2 separate regions of the Mus musculus genome follow, and region 2 is linked to region 1. The links are chromatin loops, found by intact Hi-C in ENCODE. Cell type or tissue: heart. All regions are shown on one strand. Each heading gives the region's core, and the rest is flanking DNA. Links, peaks and the distances in the headings are about the cores only.

Region 1 (11,556 bases), core at 3,624-8,623:
ACCACTTTCCAACACTGGGACCCTCGCAGTTATAAACATTACCTAGCAGGACCACAGTCTGCTTTCTGCGGTTCCAGGAGCTTATAATGTAGCATTCTATGTCTGCTTAGTCATTACCTAATCTGCTTAGTCACTACCTAATCTGCTTAGTCATTACCTAATCTGCACATGGACCAGAGGATGATTTCTCCATTTCCCTGAGCCCGACCTGAGGAAGGCTTTGGCATTCCCATGGGTCTGAAGCATCCAGGTCCTTGATTTAGCTGTGCTCATATTAATGACAGACATCCACTCAGAACTTCATCTGCTCCCCACCTCTGGGAGATGTGAAAATAAAGTCAGGCTAGGACTTGAACCAACTGTGTAGACTTCCCTTAATCTGTTGCAAATTGGGGGGTGGAGGGGAAGGGGAATCACAAAGAAAAAAAATTACCTATAACTATTTTCTAGAAATAGCTATTAAATATTTGGCCTATGTGTGGTTTTAAAAATATTTAAATTAAATATATCATAAATATATTTTATTCTACTGAATATGACTTTAAAAAAAAAAAGTTGTTTTGTTCCTGAGATAGAATCCTATAGCCCAGGCTGGCCTCTAACTCACTCAAGTAGCTGAGAACACACCCACCCATCTTACTCAGCTTCCAGAAAGTGATTCTTAGCTCCCCTTTGCTTTTGGTTCTTGGGATGGAAACCATGACCATGCTAGCCAAATACTCTCCCGCTAAGCTACATCATTGGCTCTGGAATTTGGTTTGTTGCTGTTGATATTGTTTGGTTTTTGCTTTTGGTTTTTGTTCGCTTGTTTGTTTCTGAGACAGGGATTCTCTGTGTAGCCCTAGCTATGTGTAGCCTTGGCTATACTGGAACTCCATCTGTAGACCAGGCTGACCTTGAAGTCAGAGATCTTCCTGCCTCTGCCCCAGGAGTTTTAAAGGCTTGTGCCATCACTAGCAGCTTTTGACCTCAGTTTTCTAAGATGACTATTTAGCAGGGGTGTGAACAAACAATTCTGAGGAGAAAAATCTGCCAGCAGAGGACTTCTCAGGAGAGAAATATAGGAATCCAAAAAGTAGCTGGCTGGAGGTCTGTGCTGGGAAGACAAAGTAGTGAGTTGGTCAGGGTTATCTCAAAAGAGAGAACATTAAATGAAAAAAAAAAAAAGCAGAATTCTACTTGCAGGTTAAGCACATGCAAGACTGGACAACATATTTTTCAGAAAGCATTCAAACAATCAAATCAGGTGTCTTCCCTACCTACTATGGAAGACTTACCTGGGGGGATCACAAGTTCAAGGCCAGCCTAAGCAGCATAGCGAAACACTGTAAAAACTACCATTAAAAAGGGAGAGGGCAGGTGGTTGCGTGGCTCAGTACCAAGCCTGACAACTTGAGTGTGATCCCTAGGACCCACTTGGGAGACGAAAACCAACTGCTTGCTACAAGTTTCCTGTAACCTCCACATGCATGCCATGTTGCATGCAAGCCTTTGCCTGTACACATATACACAAAAACAAGTAAATAGATAGATGGATGGGTAGGTAGATAGATAGATAGATAGATAGATAGATAGATAGACAGACAGACAGACAGACAGGTAGATAAAGTTTTTGTTTTTAAGTAATCAGGGAGCGGGGAGGAGGATAGTTCAGTTACTAAGGTGCTGGCTGCTAAAGTGCTTACCTTGCAAGCTCAGGTACCTGAAATTGACCCCCAGTTAAAAACAAAAAACAAAGAAAAAAGAAAACAAAGTAGGCAGAGTGGCACTGACTTATCAAACCCAGTGCCGCTGAGCTAGGCAGAGGTAGATCCCTAGGGATTGCTGGCCAGCCAGCTTAGCCTACATGGTGAGTTCTAGGCTGTGAGATGCCCTATCTCAAAAAGAAAAGAACAGGAAGGGGCTCCTTAGCTGAGGCTGACCCCTGGCCTCTCATGCATGTGCACATGGGTGAATGTGCATGTACATGCAAAAGAGACAGACAAGTAAGAGCAAAAATGAAAAGAAGCAAGTGATAGAGGCTTTATCTGCAAGGAAGAAGCCTGGATTCCATCCCCATTTAAAAAAGAATAAAACAATAAAAAAAATCAGGAAAATAAACTTCTGGACATAAAACCAAAAGAGGCATTTTAAAAATGGTTATTACAGGGATTTCTTGGGGCTGGTAGTGCTCTATTTATTAAAATGGGTGGTAGACACATGGGTATCATGTTACAATGTTAAAATACATACCTTGCCTTTATATACTCCTTGTTATGCACAATGAGACATAGGCTTATATATGTTAGGACAGTTGTGAAATAAGGCTTCTTCAACCCCTGTATCCTGAGGTTTTGCAGATAGGCTATAATAGTGGTTCTTCCTCAGAAAACGCTCAAATTCACCATTCACAAAACTTAACCTCGTTGCTCTTAAGCAGTTGGCGAGAGTACATCTAACCTTAACATGGTTTCTCTGAGACAGGCAGCATCGCAGGAGCCACTGACTGTGCAGACACAGAAACAGGAGAGGGTAGCAGGGCTAGCCGTGCACTATAGAGCTAGAGAAAGTAGCTGGCAGGGGTAATAGTCAAAGGAGCCCAGCCTGCTTTTCTAGCTCCTGGGGCCATTTCCTCCAGGCCAGGATGCTGAAGAAGAAAAGCAGAGCCAAGTATCTCCTGGGTCTCAAGTTGTTTAAGTTATGGGGTGAGACTGCCCACTGCCATTTCTGCTTTCCCCAAACCACAAGATCTAAGTGCATTGGTCTTTGGGAAAATGGATACAGAAGGAGGTAGCTTTAACCAATGACTCAAACAACTTAAGACCAAAGAGACTGTTTTAAACCTCTACAGGTTCCAATAATAATTTTGAACTGGGTTTTTTTTTTCTGCAGTCTCTGGGAAAATGCTATATGCAAATTACTCATATACAAGTGGACCCAAAACATTTGTTTGTCCACAGATATGTATCAACCTCTTTAAACTTGACTAATCATCCATTCTTTTAAGTGTGCAGCAATGTAAAATGGATGAGCTAAAAGTCTCAATTAGTTATTTTATAATGGATGTCAGTCTGTCGTTATCCCATCCACAACACACCATGGTATAAAGAGGGGACATGCACACAGCTCTGTCTTTCAACTGTGCTCATGACACAGTTCTAGCAACCTCTCCGCATAGCGCTTCTACGGAGGTTCAGGGTGGGGCAGCTAGGTAAAGAACACTGAGGAGGGGACTGTGGCTCTCTGTGGTTTCACAATAAACTTATCCAAAATGGCAGCTCAGAATGCACACACTGCATATCTGCAGTGTGTTCCGAGGGCTTCACAGTCTAGAAAAAGACCAATCCAAAGATTTGCCTCTAAAGATTAACACGTTTATAAGCTAAAGAGAGGACCTAGCATACTTGGGTAGATTTGGAAAGAAAGTATAAAGTACTTTTAGCTTAAATTTCAACAGATGCTTGTGAAACATTTCAGAAATAGAAAAGGACAGATAATAGAAAGTAAGTTTCTCTCCCAACCCCATTCCCTTCCTCTCAGTTTCCTACCAGGAGGCAAACCCTTCAGCTAGCTTCATGTACATGAAGTATATTGAAGTTAACATATACATGAGTGTTTATCTTTCCAATGTAAATAATAGTACTGCATATTGTTTTTGTTCTTTGTGAATATGTAAGATGGGGTTTCTTCATACACTCCAAGGTAGCCTTAAACTCTTCATTAAAAAACAGGGCTGGAGAGATGGCTCAGCGGTTAAGAGTACTGAGTGCTCTTCCGAAGGTCCTCAGTTCAAATCCCAGCAACCACATGGTGGCTCACAACCATCCAGAATAAGATCTGATGCCCTCTTTTGGAGTGTCTGAGGACAGCTACAGTGTACTTAGATATAATAAATCAATCTTTAGGTCGGAGCCAGCGGGGGCGACCAGAGCGAGCAACCTTCATTCCCTGCAATCACATGGTGGCTCACAAGCATCAGTACAGCTATGTATATGTACTCATATACATAAAATAAATAAATCTTTTTTTAAAAAAAGAAAAAAAAACAAAAAACAAAATGACAACAACAAACAATGCTGGGGGTGGTGGTGGTGCTTTAGCCCCAGCATTTGTAAGAGCTGAGGCCAGCCTGGGCTACAGAGCAAATTACAGGATAGCCAAAGCTACACAGAGAAAACCTGTCTTAAAAAAAATCAAACCAACCAACCAAACACAAACATCCAACAAATCTCCTCTCTTTCTCTCTCTCTCTTTCTTTCTTTCTTTCTTTCTTTCTTTCTTTCTTTCTTTCTTTCTTTCTTTCTTCCTTTCTTTCTTTCTCTTTCTCTTTCTTTCTCTTTCTCTCTCTCTCTCCCTCCCTCTCTCTCTCTTTCTCTCTCTCCCTCTCTCCCTCTCTCTCTTTCTCTCTTTCTCTCCCCCCTTCTCCTTCTCTCCCTCTCTCTTCCTCTCTCTCTCTCTTTCCCCCCAGAGTTTAATGTGTTGACCAAGCTAGACTGGAATCACTGGGCTCTAGTGTTCCTCTTGCCTCTGCCTCTGGATTACCTGAAACCACAGATGTGTCTGCATCAAGCAGTTTTTGTACTTTTCTTACTGCTGTATTTTGGAGTCACTTCCATGTCAGTACTAAAGGAGTGGTTTTACTCTTCAGGCCTACAAAACAAATCCTAATTTGGATGTGCCGTGGTATAGAACATTTGTATTGCTTCTAGTCGGTTCCTAGGGTAAGCATTGCAACAGATATGATTTCACATGTGCTCTGCTTAGGAAATCTGTAGTGGAATTGCTGCTCCGTGAATATGTACTTTTTAAAAAACTTAATTTTTTTTTCATGTGTATGCGTTTGTGTGTGTGTGTGTGTGTGTGTGTGTGTGTGTGTGTTCACTGCATGCATGCCCAGTACCTGGGGAAACCAGAAGAGAGTATCAGGTTGAACTGGAGTTATAGATGGTTGTGGGCCGCCATGTAGGGTGCTGAAAACTGAACTAGGGTCCTCTGCAAGAGCAACCAGTGCTCTTAACTGTCCCTCCATATGCACATTCTAAAATGTGATAGATATTACCAGATTGTCCCTAACAAGGTCATGTCATTAAAAGGTTGTTTTATAATGCATGTAACAGTTGTTGTGGTGGTCTTTTTAAAGTCCTTAAATGGTACTGTCCACAGTGAAACTGCTCCATAGCTGCAAGACTTTCATAGCCTATGTGTTAGCAAGAACGGCTCATTGTACACTTTTCTGCTTGTGTTTTGAGGTCACAGATCTACCTTTGTACGGATTAAGCTGTGGTTTGCTAGGCTTTTTAAAAATAAATCCATAACTAGGTATGTTTATCCAGCCCTCTTTCTTAAATCTAAAGGGCCATCTACTCTGGAATTCCTGCTGTTGAGAAAGTGAAACTGAGTAGAAGCCAAGTCAATGGTCAGGCTTCCTCTTTAGATTGATGGGGGAAACAGCAGAATTATGAGAAATAAATTACAGCCTTAAAAATTCGGTCCCAGTTACTGCAAACTTCAATGTGACTAGGTAAGAATTAGTTATAACCACGTATAATTACATGAATAATGAACATATAAAAGTATAAAATCAGTATCTAAAAGCCACAATTAAAAATAAAAGTAAAATCTTTCCGTTTGTTTGAAATATATAACAGTGTCCCTTCTTCCAAATATATGTTACATTTAGAACTGTTAGATTTTAGCAGATTCAGAAAACCACCTAGAAACATCTTTCCCCAAAATTCAGCCAGTTTAGTGCTTGCTTGGCTTGATTAAATTCTTAGAGAATATTTCATGAACTTGCAAGAGACCGATCAAATTCACTAGAAATGTTTTGAACGTATGCAAAAATAAAGTCGCGAAAGTTTAAAGCTTTAGAAGATTAGGGATTCCCTGCGCCAGAGAAACCATTAGACCTGCAGCGTTTCTACTTGGAACTAGAAGAACGGGTAGCATAGGATTCCTAGCTGCTGAAGGTTGGAATCTTTGGTTCTTGATGAGAATTTTCATGCACGATGAGGAAGCCAAAAGGTTTGCGGTCGGAGGAGTGGCTATAAATAGAAGGTGATGTGTTCTAATGCCAGGAGGATGCGTCACAGGGTCCCTCCTGCAGCTCAAGAGCCCAGGGAAGTCACGGAGTAGCAAGCTCTGCTCCTCTCAAGCGGGCAAGGGGCTCCAGCTGAAGGGGGGGTGGTGGACAGGAGGGGTGCGGCTACAGGGGACGTGGGCAGGAGAGGTGAGAGCTTCAGGGGGCGCTGGCTATAGAGGACCTGGGCCGGGATTGGGGCGGGGGGTGGGGGGGAGCGGGCTGCAGAAGTCGTCGGTAGGAGGAGCGCGGGCTGCAGGGGTCGTGGGTAGGAGGGACGTGGGCTGCAGGGGGCGTAGTCAGAAGTAGGGCGGGCTACAGGGGGTGTGGGCAGAAGGGAGGGCGGGTTGCAGGGGGCGTGGGCAGGCGGGGCTCGAGCTGCAGAGCTAGAGTGTCTGAAAGGGCACAGCAAAAGGGGCACGGACCACGCACGCAGAGCCTCTTCAGACTCACAAGCGAAGCACAGGCAGCCCCCACGCGATCCTACTCAGCGGGGCAAAGAAGGAAGAACAATAACCCAAAGGTCTGGAGCCGCAAAGGACACGAACGTCTGGGTTCCTCGCGAGTCTAAGTCTCTACCGAGCAATTGAGATCTGTGAAACGTACAATCTCTCTGCTCTGGTCGGAAGAATTCCCTCTAGCCTCGACAGAATACATGCCACAGTGCATTACACGGTCTGTGTGTGTTTGTAGCGTGGCTGTTGGAATTTCCACTGGAATTTTTGAAAATGGCCTCTTCTGGGATTCCCCCACCCAGGCACCTCTCTTCACTCTGCCTATTCCTGAAACTTAGTCTCTCTTCCTGCCCCCATTCTGTCTTTGTCTGTCTTAGTTTCTCTCTCTCTCTCTCTCTCTCTCTCTCTCTCTCACACACACACACACACACACACACACACACCATGGCACACCATCTCTTTCTCCCCTCCTCCCTCCACCCTGTGGTTCTTCCTCCATTCTCACTGATAACTTTGGGGTCCCCTTGCCTGTTTCCACGTATTGGTTTTATTTTTATCTCTTCACTTATCCAATTCCTTATATTTTTCTATTACAGCTAAGCACATCTGCATTGCCTTTTCTTTCTTCTGTCCTAAGTCCTGAAGAACTCAAGGACTTCTGGAAACAACCAAAGATTTTTATAGCATTTTGCCCCTGTAAAGGATGCTGAATTCCATTTGCAAGGGTTATTCTCAGATCCAGTCAGCTGGACTGTCTGGTGTATTTGCCTACAATAAAAAAGCGAATGTGCAAGAAAAGCCAGGGATAGGGGCACTTTTTTTTTGGTCTGGTTGGTTTGGTTTGGTTTTTTCAAGACTCTAATGAACTCAGAGTTCTGCCTGCCTCTGCTCCTCAGTGTTGCACCACCTGGCTTGGGGGCGGGGTAGGGGAGCATATCTTTATGTTAAGATTTTAATATCTTTATTTGTTTTAAAACAAAACAAAATTTTTCTTGGTTTTTAATTTTTTCATTACATTTTAATCTTTTTTTTTTTCTTTCTCATGCTCCCCCTGGAATTGAGAACCGAAGCCGGGTCATTGTGCTTTTCTAGGCAAGTACTCGCTAACACTAAGCTAAATTCTGACCCTGTTTATTTGTGTGCATACACGTGTATGTGGGGATTCATCTGTGTGAGTGTGGACACACACATGCCAGAGAACAACGTCTGTGTCAGTCTCTACCTTCCGCCTTGTTTGAAATAGGGGCTCTTTGGTGTTCATGCCTGCATATACCAGGTTATCCCTGCATCAGCCAAGTTTCTGGGGGGGCTTATCGTAGGATAAGTCTGTGATTAAAGACCTCTGATAGCTTGCCTGGGTTTATATAGTTTCTGAGGTTTTTTATAGTTAAACTCAGGTCTGCATGTCTGTGAGACCTGGGACGTTGTTTTAGATTCGATTCGTCCATTTTATTTTATGTGTGAATGTTTTGCCTGTGTGTATATATGTGTGCCAATTTGTGCTCAGTGCCCTCAGATGTCAGAAGAGGTCATTGGATCCCCTGAAACTAAAGTTATCAATTGCTGTGACTCACCCTGTGCATTTTGGGAATTCAACCCAGGTCCACTACAAAATCGACAAATGCTCTGAACCACTGAGCCACCTCCCCAGGCCCTAGAGCTTTTCTTTTCTCTTCTCTTCTTTTTTTTTTTAATTTTATTTTTGTTTTGTTTTTGTTTTTGTTTTTGTTTTTTTTTTTTTTTTGGAGACAGGGTTTCTCTGTGTAGCCCTGGCTGTCCTGAAACTCACTTTGTAGACCAGGCTGGCCTCGAACTCAGAAATCTGCCTGCCTCCGCCTCCCGAGTTCTGGGATTAAAGGCATGTGACACCACTGCCTGGCCTAAGAGCAAATTTTTGATCATATCAGGTTTAAAGTTAGGACACAGGCTTCTTTCATCTTTGATACACTTGTTTCCATCTGTGAGAATAACTGGCTTCTTTGTAGCATGGCCTAAACCACAAAGTGTATACCTCCTTATAACTACACATCAGAGATGTCTCCTGGGAACTGGAGAGCACTTGTTTCTCTAGCAGAGGACCCAGGTTCACTTCTTAACAGCCACATGGTAGTTCATAACCAGTTATAACTCTAGTTCCAGGAGACCCAATGCTCTTTTCTAACTTCTATGAGGACCAGGCTTGCATGTATAGGCAAAACACTGAGACATAAAATAATTTTTTAAAAGTCTAAAAATAATTAAGAGAAGAGAATTTGCTGGGCAGCAGTAGTCGGCACTTTCAGTCCCAGCACTTGGGAGGCAGAGGCAGGTGGATCTCTGAGTTTGAAGCCAGTCTGACCTACAGAATGACTTCCAGGACAGCCAGGACTACACAGGGAAATCCTGTCTCAAAAAACAAAACAAAAATAACAACCAAAAGCCCCTGGACTAAGACTGGAACTCAGGCCATTGAATGGTTCAATCACTAAATCTGAGGGACAACAGGCTTTGACAAGTTTTCCTGTGATCTTAACACATGCACCATGGTACATGAACACACTCCAACACATACAAACAGATGTGTTAGTATAAGAAGATATTTTAAAGAAATTCAAATAGGCAATGAATAGTTAAAATTTTAGCAGCCAGGTGGGGTTCTATACCCCTGTAATCTCAGCACTTGGGAGGATAGGGCAGAAAGATCAGGGGTTCAAGGTCATCTGTGTTATGTGAGAAACAACTCAAGAATAGAACTTTAACAAAAAGCAGGCCTTTATTTAGAGGTAAAAAGGAATTCAAGTGTGCAGCCAGGATAATTAGGGGAGAGTTGAGCATTTCCAGGAAGCAGTTCCCTATGTTAGGGTTGATCCAGGGTGTGGCACTGGGCAGAGAGAGTGCACACATTTCTTTGTAGGTGATAGATACAGTGGTGCAGCAATGGTGGAAAAGGAGAGGTGGCCAGAGCAGCATGTGGAGAGGAGTGGTCTTCTTGGGAGGTGAGAGGCAGGAACTGGCAGGTGTTTGGGGGGGAACCAACTGAGGATGGAGCCCCTCTCTCCTACCTCCTCTTCACCTGGTTCCTAAGCTGTCAAACTTCTGCTCCCTCAGCCTAGACGGAAGGGGCATTAATAACAAGCTGTGGGTCATGCTTATTCCTACAATCCAACCTCCTACCCTTCAGAAAACTGAAACAATTTGGAACCCCAACGGTCAGATTCCCAGACACTGTAGTTGGGACTCGAAGAGTATAATGATCATTTTCTGAATTTTACTGTACACTAGTCATTTTGTTATGAGCATTAACATATCCATTTAATCTTCTTAAGACTGAGGAACCCAGGTTCAAAGTCACAACTAAAAGCGACTTTGTCCAAGCTCTACCACAGAGCTATACTCCAGCCCTTGATCTAGTTTCCAGAACACAAGGCCAGCAAGTGATACAGCAGGACCCAAACCTTATTCAAGCTTTCTCTCTTTAGTTGGTGCTGGGGACCAAGTCAGGGGATTCACACATGATGCTCGAGTGCTCTAACACTGACCACACAATCTGGCCTGTTTTGTTTGTTTTTGGTTTGGTTTGGTTTTTTTGAGACAGGGTTTCTCTGTGTATCCCTGGCTGTCCTGGAACTCATCTATAGACCAGGCTGGCCTCAAACTCAGAGATTTGCCTGTCTCTGCCTCCCGAGTGCTGGGATTAAAGGCATTCACCTGCAACTAGAACTTCTGGTTATTTTTTATTGAGTTCTTTTTCCTACCATCCTTCTAACTTCCCAACTCTAAGTAGGAGAGGAAGAAGGGTGGGAAAGGGGGCATCCATCTTGTTACAACTTCCTGCTCATTAGGAGTATTGAGTGCCTTGAGGCAAGTCCAGGTTTTGTGGTCTAGCCAATCAACATCTATATATCCTCTCGAGAGTCACCAGAATGAAAGACATTAAACTATCTTCAGCTGGCAAAATCATGCTTCTGCCAGAGCACAAGACAAATCATAGTCAGCTGCTGTGGACAATCTGAAGCAGCCCCATATCCCACACCTGGGTAAAAACACCAAAATTCTCATTACGTCACCACCGGCCTCTCAATCCAGAGTCTTTTAAAGAGAATCTGTCTGCTTGAGATAACAAGGTATTCTGCAGAGAACCTATACCCCTGTGATTGGCTTTGAGTCTCAAAGCAGCTTTGCCTTCATGGGGTGCCATAGTTGGCCCTTTACAACAGCAAGAGGCCAGATGGGCTATCCTGGCTCTCAGCCCAGGCAACAACAGCCTTCAGCAGTAGGGAAGGCCTAGGTTCCTCCATGGCAGCAGGGAAAGACCAGGGAAGGAGACAGTAGAGTGACAATAAAGGGTCCTCGATCAGAGACAAGGGCAAAAGGCTAAAGGAGAGATGGGACAGTCCTTAGGTCCTCTAGCATCAGAGGAGTCCCAGACCCTATGACCTGGAATGGAAGTCTGGGTTGAGCTGCACAGTTCCACAATAACAATTTGGGAACAGCTACCCTGATTCAAGCCCTGTGTCTGATTTTCAGCAATCTTGTAAAGTTCTGTGTGCCTCTGTAAGATGGGGATAATAGTGGTAATGTTGATAACCCCTCCTGGAGATGTTTTGAGGGCACAGAGCACCTGGAGCTGATATGTAAGGGCTCTTTCAGGATAGGATGCCACTGTGGTGAACATAGAGATGCCCACTTCAAGTATATATTTCCCAACAAGAAAAAAAGCTAAACACTGACAACCAGAAGCCTGGGGAAGAAGTTCTGCAAAGGCTAGGTAGAAACCGCAGCCAAGCATGTGACCACCAATTCCTCCTGACCCCACTCCTCACTACCCCTGCCTTTGCTGCGGCTGAAAAACTTGAAAGCAAAGCAGGAAGGTACACATTTAATCCCAGCAGAGGCCAGCAGCTCATCTCTGAGTTTGAAGCCAGCCTGGTCTACAGAGCAAGTTTCTGTTCAGCCAGGACCACAGAGTGAGACACTGTCTCAAATAAAACAAAGAACCTGAAATGAATATTCCATGGGATGAAGAGAGCAGTGGATATGGTGGTGAGCCAAGGATGGGCCAAG
Region 2 (11,556 bases), core at 4,093-9,092, 290 kb after region 1:
TAAAAAAATAAAATAAGCTACACAGAGAAACCCTGTCTCGAAAAACCAAATAAATAAATAAATAAAATAAAAAGACTTGGAGTATAATGCAAAAATATTATTTGCACCTATATTCAGAAAGTATCAATGAATAAAACAGAAGAGATCAAGATGAATATGACATAGGAATAAATGTCTCATAGGAATCACGCCTTCCTGTTTTGGAGAATGTTAAAGTTTCACTCACTGGTACACTTCACTGTTTTGGTTGTGATCATGTAAAGTCCTGGCAATCACTACCATACTCTGCAGGCTCAGAAAAATCAACTTGCCTTATTAAGACAACAAATGAAACTATAGTAGGTTCTTCTTTATGCCAAGGATTAAAAAGAGCAGGGGTCTGGTGATGTGATGTAGCTCAGTTGTTTGAGCACTTGCTGAGCATACATGAGGCTCTGGGTTGACTGTGCCAGCACGTCTACCAGGTGTGGTGGCATGGATCTCCAATCCCAGCATGGTAGGAGGACCTCAGACATTCAGAGTGATTCCAGTCTAGCCTGGGATATATGAGCCCTTGTCTCAATAAGGAGGGGGAGGGAGAGAAAGGAGAAGGATAATGGGGAAGTGGGGGAGGAAGGGGGAGATGACTGGGGAGAGGAAGAGGAGGAGGAGGAGCAAATAGGGTAGAAGGTGAGAAGGTGGTGTAGTCCCTGAGTGGTGCAAGATCTGTCACACTGGTGCCAGCCTGCCTCTGTAAAATACCACCACCACTGGAGTTATCAAAAAACAGCAACTATCAAAACAACGCCATCTCCTCAGTCTGCAGGAGGTGCCCCACAGAAGCTGGTACCACTTTTCCCATCTCAGCTTACCGTGAAATAACCATCACAGGAGCTGTTCACAATGGCAACACCTCGTCCAGCCTCCCCAAGCAGCTGGGCAGTGATGGAGCCTCAGCCAAAGCAGCCTGTGGCTGGGAAGGTCCTCCCATCCCAACCCATAGGCCCGATGCAAGGAAAAGGGGTGGGGAAAAAAAACCCACCAATCCCTGAGCTTCAAACAAAAACATAGTAATCCCTGAGCACAAGAATCCACCAATCCCTGAGCTCCCCAAGCTCAGGACTTGAAATCCTACCAATCCTCATCCTGGAAATCTCTGTCCTGAAAAGCCCCACCCACTAAGAAACCCTATATAAGCCCTGCTCTTTGTTCAATTCCCTGCTCTCTGCTCCTGGAGCGGAGGTGGCCACCCCTGGATTCATCCCTCCACATTTTGGACCCTCCAATAAATATCTTTTATGAGCTTTGCTGCCTGGTGGTACTCTCTCATCAGAAGCCAAGAAGCAATGAAGAGAAGGAAAGAACAGGAGTGGGGCTGAGCTGGGGATACCCTCCCCCTGGGAGCTGCAACACCTCAGTTAGGAGGCTTCCTCTTAGAGCAGTGTGGTTCCTGGGCTTCTGTGTTTCAGGACGCCCTTCCAACTGAGCAAGAACACTTAGAGAAGGCCGCTGGGCCAAAGTCAAAGAAGAGTACAGAACACATCTGGTTGAGACCATCCAGGTGCTCAATCGCATTACCATATTTACTGCTAAATGACTTCATACGTCCTTTATTTATTTTTTCCTTTAAACAAGTAACTGGATACACGCTGGTAAATGCTACCTACCTATTTGACACATTTCGGTTCTGAATTCCTTTTTAACTTTTTCCTTCTGGGTTGAAGAGAGAATTCAAGGCCTTGCATATAACAATACACTTTTACTTTAAAACACCCAGTATGGGGAAGACTGGGACAAAATCAGGAGTTCAAATTCAGCCTGGGATACGATGAAATTTACACTCACTCTCTCTCTCTCTCTCTCTCTCTCTCTCTCTCTCTCTCTCTCTCTCTCTCCACACACACACACACACACACACACACACACACACACACACACAAAACAAAGCCAAATAAAAAGCTGGGCATGATAGGGTTTGCCTGTACTCCCTGCACTGGGGAAGCCGAGGCAGAAGGAGCACTATGGCCAGGCAGGCCAGCCTGGCAGTTAAGTTTGTGGTCTTAGGTTGGATTAAGTCTCTGTCGTGTTAAGATCAGTCCAGCTCCTTCTCTAAACTTCACAGGCCCAGAACACTGTGGAAGTCCCTTCTCCCACTACTGGTGAGACAGGCTGGGCCTCCTGAGCCTCAGAGTCTCAGGACGGTGGCGAGGGGCCGGGGGTGGGGGGAGGGAGGGAGCTCGACCCACACCTGGTCCCCTCGCCCAACTTCTGCCCGATGCCCAGATTCGGACATGCCCTGGGGGTTCCACACAACGCAAAAGGGGAGCACCAAGCCTGGAACCACCCTCCCAGCCGCGGAGAGCACGTCGACCCAAACACCGCAAGCCTTCGATCCGCGGAGAGCGCGCCTTGCTATCCGCGTGGGCCTGCGTGGACGCCAGGACCGCGAACACCCAGCTGGCACGCGCGTCCGGACAGCGGAGAAAGAAGCTCCGGCCACCCATAGGCCAGGGTCCTGCAGGGGGCGGGTTCCCATGGCAGATACGAGCTGTGGATTGGTGAAGCATCCGAACGGAGAGTTTGGATTGGTTGCTTCATGGGGCGTCCTCCGCGGAGAAGCGGCAAGGGCGGAGGGCGTGGCGGGCGCCTGGCCCTCCCTCCCCAGGAGTGCGGGCGCCCGCGGGAGGCCCCGTCGTCGCCGCCTGGGACCCTGGCCCAGCTACGCGGGTCGCTCGGGACGTGCGGCGGTGTGGAGTGAGGTAAAAAGGCTGTGGCCGGCTCGAGTGTCGCGGCGCCAAGACTCGAGTCGGGGCATTCCCCTCGTGCCCGGGGCTCCGCGTGGGGGACCCTGGGGGAGGCCCGCGGCCTGGAGGGCACAAAGGCTGGCCGCGATGGGGGCGCCTCGCGCGTTCGCCTCCATCTTGCGGACCGTGCCGGGTGGAGGCGAGCGGAGGGGCAGGCTGTGGAGGGCCAGCGCGGCCTGCAGAGCGCGTGGGGCCGCACCTCTGGCAGCCCCATGCAGCTGTGCGCGCGTCGACCTTGGTCGCGGAGAACCGGCGGGTCACAGCCACAGCCGCTCGCGTCTGGACGGCTGCTGCTTCCATGGCCCAGTGAACGCATCCGGAGGAGGAAAGCAAAGCGGCGCACTTTTTATCTCTAAGATCTACCCTTGTCATCTGTCACCTGTTAGCCAGTCTCAGCAGCCCGGGAGCACATGCCCCAAACTTAGTAATTTTATAATTACCATGTTTTATTCAATTAAAAATTAAAAAAATAATAATAAAAGCTAAAAACTCCCAGTGCCCGAGCAGAGTAGACCTTACTGGGAATTGATGGGGTCCGAGACAAGGAAAGAGGTAGTCTGGTATACAGCTTGCGACACTTTTTGCTTTGGGCTTGGTTCAAATACAAGCCACTACTCACCTAGTTCTCTCCAGCGGACTGGGTTAAATTCTGGATCACTTAGGAACAGTGGGTGTAAGGGAACCCAGCTTCACATCATCACAGAAGCTTTTAAAAACTTTTTCCCTACCCCCACAACTGAAAAACATACCCTTCTCTGGGCAGCCCATATGGGCCTGGGTTGGCAATGAAGTGGTTTCCCCGCCCCCTAACAGGATGAAAGGTCTGTAAGGGAAGGAAACCAAAAGAAAACAAGAACAAGTGAAGCCCAACGTTGAGGGAACCGGAACTTTTAAAAGCCTTTAAGTTGTTGGATTATTTTTACAGGTTAAGGAAGCAGCTGGGCTCTCTGAATCAATTCAGACTTTAGTCCCTTTCATACTACTAATTCAGGATAAATTCACGTGTGCCTTAGTTCTCTCATCTATAAAGTGGAATTTAGGCCCCAGCACGACAGGACAAAAAAACATGGCTAGGAAGAGTAATAGTGCCAATTCCAAGGTTTATAAAATACCTAAGATAAGAAGAAATACTTAGACCTACCAGAGCACTCGGGAGAGAGAGGCAGGTGGATCTCTGAGACTGAGCTATATAAACACAGAGACCTGTCTTAAGATGCCCCACCCACCCACCCACCCAGGTACCACTACCAAATATCTGTATAACTCTTGCTTCTTCTGGTGTCTGTCTTTCTGTCTTGAGGCCATCCCTCAAACCTTTTGTGATTGCTGCTCTGACCCCAGAGAGTATTCTTAGATTTATGCTTTTAAAGTCCTTACCCTGTTGTGGCAGGAAGAGGCTCTGAAAATATGTACCAGGCCTTGGGCCACCACTGCCCACCCCTCTGTCAGGGCAGTACCACTACACCACCACTATCCACCCACATGACCACAAAGTTGAAATTTCTTAAAAATTTTAATTTTTTGAACATTTCATATAGGGGCTGGAGAGCTCGCTTAGCAGTTATGTGCACTGGCTGCCGTTCTAGAGGACCCAGGCTCAGTTCCCAACACCAACCTGGCCTCTACAACTTCAGTCCCAGGGGACCCACCCCTCTTCTGACTTCTGTAGGTACAACATACATGTACACAAAAATAAAACCTCAAAGCTAATTCTAAAGAGGAAGTTTTCATATGTGTATGCAGTGTGTGTCGCTTGTATCTGTCCCTCACTATAGCTCTCCTCAGGAATCCCCATCATGTGAAACAGTTATTTTGTGTGGAGGTCAGAGGCAGCATACTGCATGTGGTGGGGAGAGGGCAGTTTGTGAGAACGTGTCTCCTTTCTTCAATCTGTGACCACAGTTTTCCTGATATCCACCCTGCTTGAAGCTAGCCTCAGAGCCAGCTCAAGTCTGTCTTCTCTTTTGTCATTACGGACTTCACTGTTGCCGTCCTGCCTAGCGTGACCTCCACTGTGACACTCCAGAAGCCTTGAAGCTCCAAGCCCTGCTGGGCTCCATCTTCCCACTCGCTCCCTTCCTCTTTCTTGCTTACTAGACATGATCTGCTGCTGGGTATTTATGGCATTTCTCGCTACCTGTGAGTCCTGTGACGTTTCATTGTTGAGGCCCCAAACTGAAAGGGGCATCCCTGCCAGTACAGGTGGCTGTCAGTGGCCATGGGTACACAGACAGCACTTGTCAGAACAGAAATGTTGACAGTTGGGATGCATGCATTTGTTTCCAAGGGAGTTGCTACTTAAAGAATCACACGGGAATTTTTTGTTGTTCAGAGATTTGCTCCTTGGTGAATCATGCATCTATTTGAATGAGTTAGACAGAAGTGAAAGTGCCCCCCCTCCCCAACTTGCCAGTCCTCTCCCATTTGCTCTAAACAGGAATGTGTGGGAAGAAGGCAGGCAGCTGGGATGAGCTTGCTTGAGGGTGACTCAACAGATACCAGGAAAGGTCAGGTGTCCCCTGCTGTTAACATATACACAGTGCTGAACATGGTGATAGCTGATGGGTCAAGTAGCCTTTGCAGGCTCTGAGAACTACCTGAGAGGTTTGAGGGTGAGTTTGTGGTGCTCCCTGGAAGATGCTAGAGGATAAGTAGTCCCTTGAGTAGCAGTTCTGTGCTCTTTCTCATAAAGAGGAGCAGGGTGCAGCGTTTACTTTTTATGCTGGCAATGACTAAACATGGTACATCTGTAAAGGAAAGCTGCATGTGTGGACTGGGGCCTACTCAAGAGAGGTGGTACAAGCATCTGGAAAGGCAGGGCTACCCAAGCCCTTTGGAACCCAAAGTGTTGCATTATGGGTCCCAAATGCCAGCTCCTGTGGAGCTGCAAGAGTTGGTGTTTGCTCTCCTGCGCTTGGTCTTGCTTTGATCGTACTCTTTGCTATCACTGCATTCTTCCCTGTGGGGATGGGAGTGTATATCCTAAACACTCGATGCTGCAAGTATGTAACTTTGGTTTTTTATTGTATAGGAGCTTACACATCAGAGATTTATTGAGTTTCAGAAGAGACTTAGTGGTGGCTATGCTTTTTTTATATGTATATGAGTGTTTTGGCTGTATGTATATCTATGTATGTACCACATGCGAGTCTGATGCCTGAGGAGGCCAGAATAGATAATCAGATCCCTAAAACTGGCATTTCAGGTGGTTGTGAGCCACGATGTAGATGCTGGGAATCAAACCTGGGTCCTCTGGTAGAGTAGTCAGTGCTCTTCACCTCAGAGCCGTCTCTCTAGCCCCCTGCAGTTACATGTTTAATCAGTATTGGATCTGTTAAAGTGTGAGTTTTCTTTTTTATGTTGGACTGAACGTGTTTTCCATTAGTTATCTTGCAATGAACCTATTAGTGGGTGGGGGACAAAAGAAGGAAGGCCATGACTTGACAGTGGTTAAGTGTGTTTGGGTATGGAGTTATGGTTATTATTGTCAGCCCGACAGGATATGGAATCATGTAGGAAACAGTTTTCTGGTGTATCTATACGGATTGTTAGACTTGGTTAATTGAGGTGGGTACCACCCTACCTGTGGCTGGGGCCCCAGAATGGATGATGAGGAAGAATGTGAGCACTGTCTCTCAAGCAGGCATCACTTCATGCGATACTGCACATGCAGTGTCACCAGCAGCCATGGGTCCCCTTCCAGGATTTCCCCGTGGTGGCAGACTGCATTCTTGAACTGTGAGCCAAAGTAAACCGCAGCATCATAGTCACTTTTACAGAGCGGCAAGACGACAGTGCAGGATAGACTGTGATTTAGTAGGCAGATTCATAATCAGATTGTAAACAATTCGATTCTCTGAACTGGGAGAGTAACCACATATATTCTATCTTTAGAAGTACTATTTCAGTGGAAATCCCCAAGTTTCAGGCCTTTCTAAAAAGAAAAACTTTTATTACATTTACTTATGTGTTATGGGTGCGAATGCTCATTTAAAAAGAAACACATTTTTATTACATGTCTTTTCATGCAGCCAGATTCTCCTCCCTTCCCGAATCGTGTGCGTGCTAAGGAGTCAAGTCCAGAACCCGGCTCTTGATGAACCAAACAAGGATCAGTAAGAACACACCACACACACAAGTAGTCCGTGCAGTTTGTTAAGGAGCCACAAGGTGAGGATGTGGCTCCATGAAAATCTCTCATCAGAACTCGCCGCTCCCTCTCCCGGTCCTCGCCCACCCTCTTTGGCTCTGGGTGCCTTTGGACTTGTGCTCTTACTGATCCTTGTTTGGTTCATCAAGAGCTGGGTCCTAGACTTGGCTCCTTAGCACGCAGACGACTGTAGATGTGAGGTGTGAGAGGGGTCCAGCTTCATGTGTCTCCCCGTTGACAGCCAGAGTGGATTCAGTGCATCTGGCTGGGGAGGCAGACACCCCTGTCTTCTTCACTCCCCTGTGTGTCCATCCTGGCTGGGTGTAGAGGGCCTGTGCACACAGATACACACTGGAGAAGGCAGGACAGTGAAGCACACAGCTTACCTCTTCAGTGGAGTGAGGTGTGTGTAGCAGCTCTGCCTAGAATGCCAGGAGTGATGGAGTTTCAGAGCCTGGTGATCCCTTGCTGTCTTCCAGACCCTTCCCCCTAAATCTTGAGCATTGCTTTCAGCCGTAAAGCCCATTCTTATGCGTGATATCACTTGTGCATTACAACAGCCTAAGTGACTTCTCAGTTATCTTAGAGCCAGGCCAGTCCCGACACCCACAGCCATTATCTTTACCTCAGTCATTCTCCCTAAACCCTTATCCTGGGCACTGTTTCTGAGGCAACAAGAACCCAGCTTACTGCTGAAGCCATATGGACTTTGTAAAGAGCTTCAGTGTGAGCCTTCCTTAAGCTGTGCTGCATTCAGGGGCTGAAGTTAATTGTTACCAGGAAACTTTGTTTCCAAAATTGTGCTGTGCTTAAATATACCTAAAGTAAAATGATGTGGGGCAGACTCTAGAAGTCCTAGTCCAGTGCCAGTTATAATAAAACTGAGTGATCCGGTTTCATTCTAACCTCACCCTTCTTGGCTTTTTTGGTTTTTTTTGTTTTTGTTTTCTTTTTTCCTGCTTGCTATAAAGCCTGTGGGGAAATCAATACAGTTGAAGGGAATAACTTTCCTTAACAGAGGACTGGTCACTAATCAAGGATATACCAGGAGCTATACTGCCCTTAGATCTCCAGACGAGCTCTGAGATTCTAGGTTCAATCCCTAGTGCTGTTTTGGGGTATTTCCTGGGGGGGGGGGCTTCTTTTGAGGTGGGGAGAGACAAGGTTTGGAATACTATGTCTTGCCCTGTTCAGCACTTTTAAAGTATAGGTGTGGAAAGAAACTTGTGTTTGTGTATGTATCAAGTGATAGGAGTCACACAAAAACTAATACTGCTTGCCTGTGTTTGTGGGACTGTTCAGTGGGAAATACTTGGCTTGTTATGTGAAAGGTTAGGCACTGTTCCTAACAGAAAACAGGTGGGGTCGAATTAGCCCTGAAGGGTCTGACGCTTACAAGAGTGAGCTGGCTGCATTTAAAATGCATGCTTTTCTCTGAAGTCCTGTCAGAATGGCCTGAGCCACACGTGCCCAGTTAAGGGGGAGCAGGAATTTCATATTCTACCTGAGTTGCATTTCCTAGTGTGAAAGCCAAACAGGATGAGCCTGAGGAGGCCACTTCTACCTGCCTTGTCAGCTTCTAGTCTCTGAGGAAAATGAGGCTGTTCCTGTCCAGGTTTTAGTTTTGAGGTTAGTCCCAGTGCAGGTGACTGCACACACTCCGTGCGCACTGTTGCCTTGTACCCACGTGCATGCCCTTCAGGCTAGATCTCCTCCTGTCGGCCCCCCAGTGGCAGGAGGAGCACTGGCTGGCCTGTTGAGGCCAGCCTGCTTTCCCTCTGTTGTGTGGAGCTCCTGTTCTGTAGCTCCTCCCTCACCAGTCTGCCTGGGCTGCTCTGCTTTCTCACATGAACTCACCCCATTATCACCCGGCTTTCTACGGCACACACCACAGCAGCCTGAGAAGGGGCGCTGATCTGTTTCTGGTCATTGGTCAGAGAATGGGAAGCCCCATCCAGTCTATAGTCTGGTTGTCTCCTCCCACCAAAAATAGTTCGAAGCATCCTCCTGAGCCCAGTGAGGTCCTAGGCTACCTGAACTTGCTATCCTCTGGGGTAGAAAGGACAGACCCAGACTCAGGATGCTAACCAACAAGCCATTGGCTGAAGAGAACCACTATGGGGGCTGTGCCTGGCAAAGACCAGCTGGACATCTTAATGAGGTTGAGGTAAAGAGGTGACGACACACACGGGGCCCAAGCCTTTTCCTGAACTGCACCTGTAGAGCTGCACTCAAAAGCATCTCAGGCCAGCCAGGGTCAGGGTGTTAGTCACACCCATTAGCCTGCACTTACCTTCTTTGTGTGCTTCCTGTCCCTTCAGCTTCCAGGCAAGGAAGATGGCCTTGGGGTGTGGTCTTCCTCCCAGATCAGCTGGCTTATACATTTTTTTCTTCTGCTGCCTTTTTTTTTTTTTTTTTTTTTTGCAGCACAGGCTGCCCAAGTCTTTTGCTTGGTTACACCTGTCCTGACTCTTGGGAGACAATACCACAACTACAGAGGACAGAGTCATACTTGGGCATTCCCTTTGAAAGCGTCTGGGGCTGAGGACGAGTCAGACCTTGGTACGTGGCCATGGAAATGGTCACTATTCCTTTGGCCAGAAAAGTGTGTTTTCACTTAAAATCAAGATTTTGATGCACACATCAAGAAAATCTGTTTCTCTTTTTTTTTTTTTAACATTTTTTTTTTTTTTTGGTTTTTCGAGACTGTTTCTCTGTGTAGCCCTGGCTGTCCTGGAACTCACTTTGTAGACCAGGCTGGCCTCGAACTCAGAAATCCACCTGCCTCTGCCTCCTGAGTGCTGGGATTAAAGGCGTGCGCCACCACGCCCGGCTGAAAATCTGTTTTTCTTTTTCCTTCTCTGGTTTTGTAGGTTCCTGAAGGCTTCAAAGGAAACCTGATAGAGGAGGCTCAATGGCCCTGAGTGAAGATGAGGCTGAGGCAGAAGTGTCTGTCAACACAAAGGTCCCATCCTGTGGCAGGTGGAACTCTGGGAAGCTGCTGCCCTCAGGGCTTGAACCAGATCAGCCCCTACATCTGGGTGTTGAGGGGGGGCCACTGTGGAGGGCTGAAGCTGACCCTGGCTGCATCTCGGGAGTTTTCTTGTCACGGGTCCATACTGCCAGCAAAGAACCAGTAGCAGATAGGTCTAAGCCTCCCCTCAGAGGCCCGCTTCCTTCTGCCAGTGTGGGCACTGGAGAGGTTTTACACTCTATGGGCAGCCAAGTAAGTATGGTGGGAGCTGAGGTGGGGGTGTCCTTTCCTTGACTGTTAACCTCTGTCCTGGCCACTGTAAGGTGGGAGCTGTGGGATCCAGGTATGGGCTGTTATACAGGTTCTCTTGGAGAGCTGAACCTTCCCAAAGAGTCACTGAGGACCTCTTAAGGACAGTGACAAGTTCACCAGGAACCTACTGTGGATCAGGGGTCTCGTTACAAGGGAACCCCCCCACCCCCTTCCTGGTTCTGATTTAGTGATCTGAAAGCTTCTAGGGGACCCTGGGAAGACTTGGTAGAGGGCTGTGGGTTCCCAGACCAAATCCTCTTGGACTGGTCAGAACCTGACGCTCCTTTCGTGCGCAGCTGTCTCTGCTCTCCATGACTGGAGGACAAGGCAGCGCCCTCTCTAGTGAGCCATGTGGGCCAGGGAATCCCCCATGTTCTAAGGCCAGTGCAAGGCTCTGGATCTTTTAAGCCCTTGTAGTGGGAGAGACTGCTCCTCCTGGCTCTGGCAACCGATTATATTCAGCCTACCTCAGCGCAGGAACAGCTTTGATCTGAGCATTGTGGCCCTTGGCTCTGTCTTTGGAGCCCCGTCCTGTGAGAAGAATAGTACCTTACGGAAGGCGGTAGAAACAGTGCATTAACATCAGGTCAGTCTGGTCCTAAGGCCTCATGTTAGTTACCCTGTCTCCTTCTGTGGTGAGTTACTCACTAAAGATGAAGGTCCAGAGTGAAGAGGGACTCCTTTTGCCAGAGTATACTGAGGCATGAACTGAAGAGGGCACACCCACCCTACCCCCACGGTTAGTGGTGATGGAGAGATCTTTCACTTGCCACGACCCATAGTCAAAGAGGTGGCAGAACTGTCTTTGAGTTCTCCTCTCACAAAGTGACTAAGTAACTTAGGAAAAGGTGGTTAGGGCTTCATTACAGGAGATTTCCGAAATAGGATGAGTCTCGGTACTAAGCACTAGCAGCGGGCACCCTGAAATCCCCTGAACGCTCTGCTCGTCTTCCTTTTCTTAGTATACCAAGCAGTCGGTTTAACCGTAGGATCCTTAGACCAACTTCGTTTTCATTGATAATCTTCCCTATTCCCCCCCCCCCCCCAGTCTTGTGAAGAAAACTGTTCTTAGAAACAAGAAGTCTGCTTGGTTTCAACACAGTGCCCTTTCCCCCTTGTTATTGCAGATGGAGGAAGACAGGCTTCCTGCCTCCCAGGACCTACTTCCAGCTCTTCAAGTCTTTGGAACTATAACTGTTTGCTCAGGACAGGAGGCTGACAGTGAAGACTTCCAGGCTACGCTTGATCCATCTCAGGTGTTGGGCCTCAGCCAGCAACCACACACCTCAGGTCTCCCTCTCCCGCCACAGTGGAAGTCCACGGTGAGCCCAGGTGCT

The links. A loop is a pair of places that touch in the nucleus more often than their neighbours do. Peaks named below come from ENCODE experiments on the same cell type or tissue, not always from the same donor. Only the 100,000 strongest peaks of a DNase experiment are listed, where the experiment ranks them.
Region 2: a loop joins it to region 1, with 2.2 times the contacts of the local background. A loop is called at or near these places in 2 of 42 quality-filtered maps.

The regions. Positions count from the first base shown.
Region 1 is chr11:20,527,246-20,538,801 of GRCm38, reverse strand. No RefSeq gene overlaps it. Among named protein-coding and RNA genes, the nearest start is that of Gm32142, 55 kb to the right of the region's middle. In heart, for the core only: no CTCF peak of the experiment used is centred there; DNase peaks (open chromatin) are centred at 6,101 and 6,341; H3K4me3 peaks cover 1,547 bases; H3K27ac peaks cover 1,541 bases.
Region 2 is chr11:20,240,489-20,252,044 of GRCm38, reverse strand. Cep68 (centrosomal protein 68) reads left to right here and starts at 2,621. Exons shown (of 7, transcript NM_172260.3): 1 at 2,621-2,738; 2 at 9,807-10,159; 3 at 11,347-11,556. The coding sequence starts at 9,848. In heart, for the core only: CTCF peaks have their summits at 6,939 and 8,638; a DNase peak (open chromatin) is centred at 8,664; H3K4me3 peaks cover 276 bases.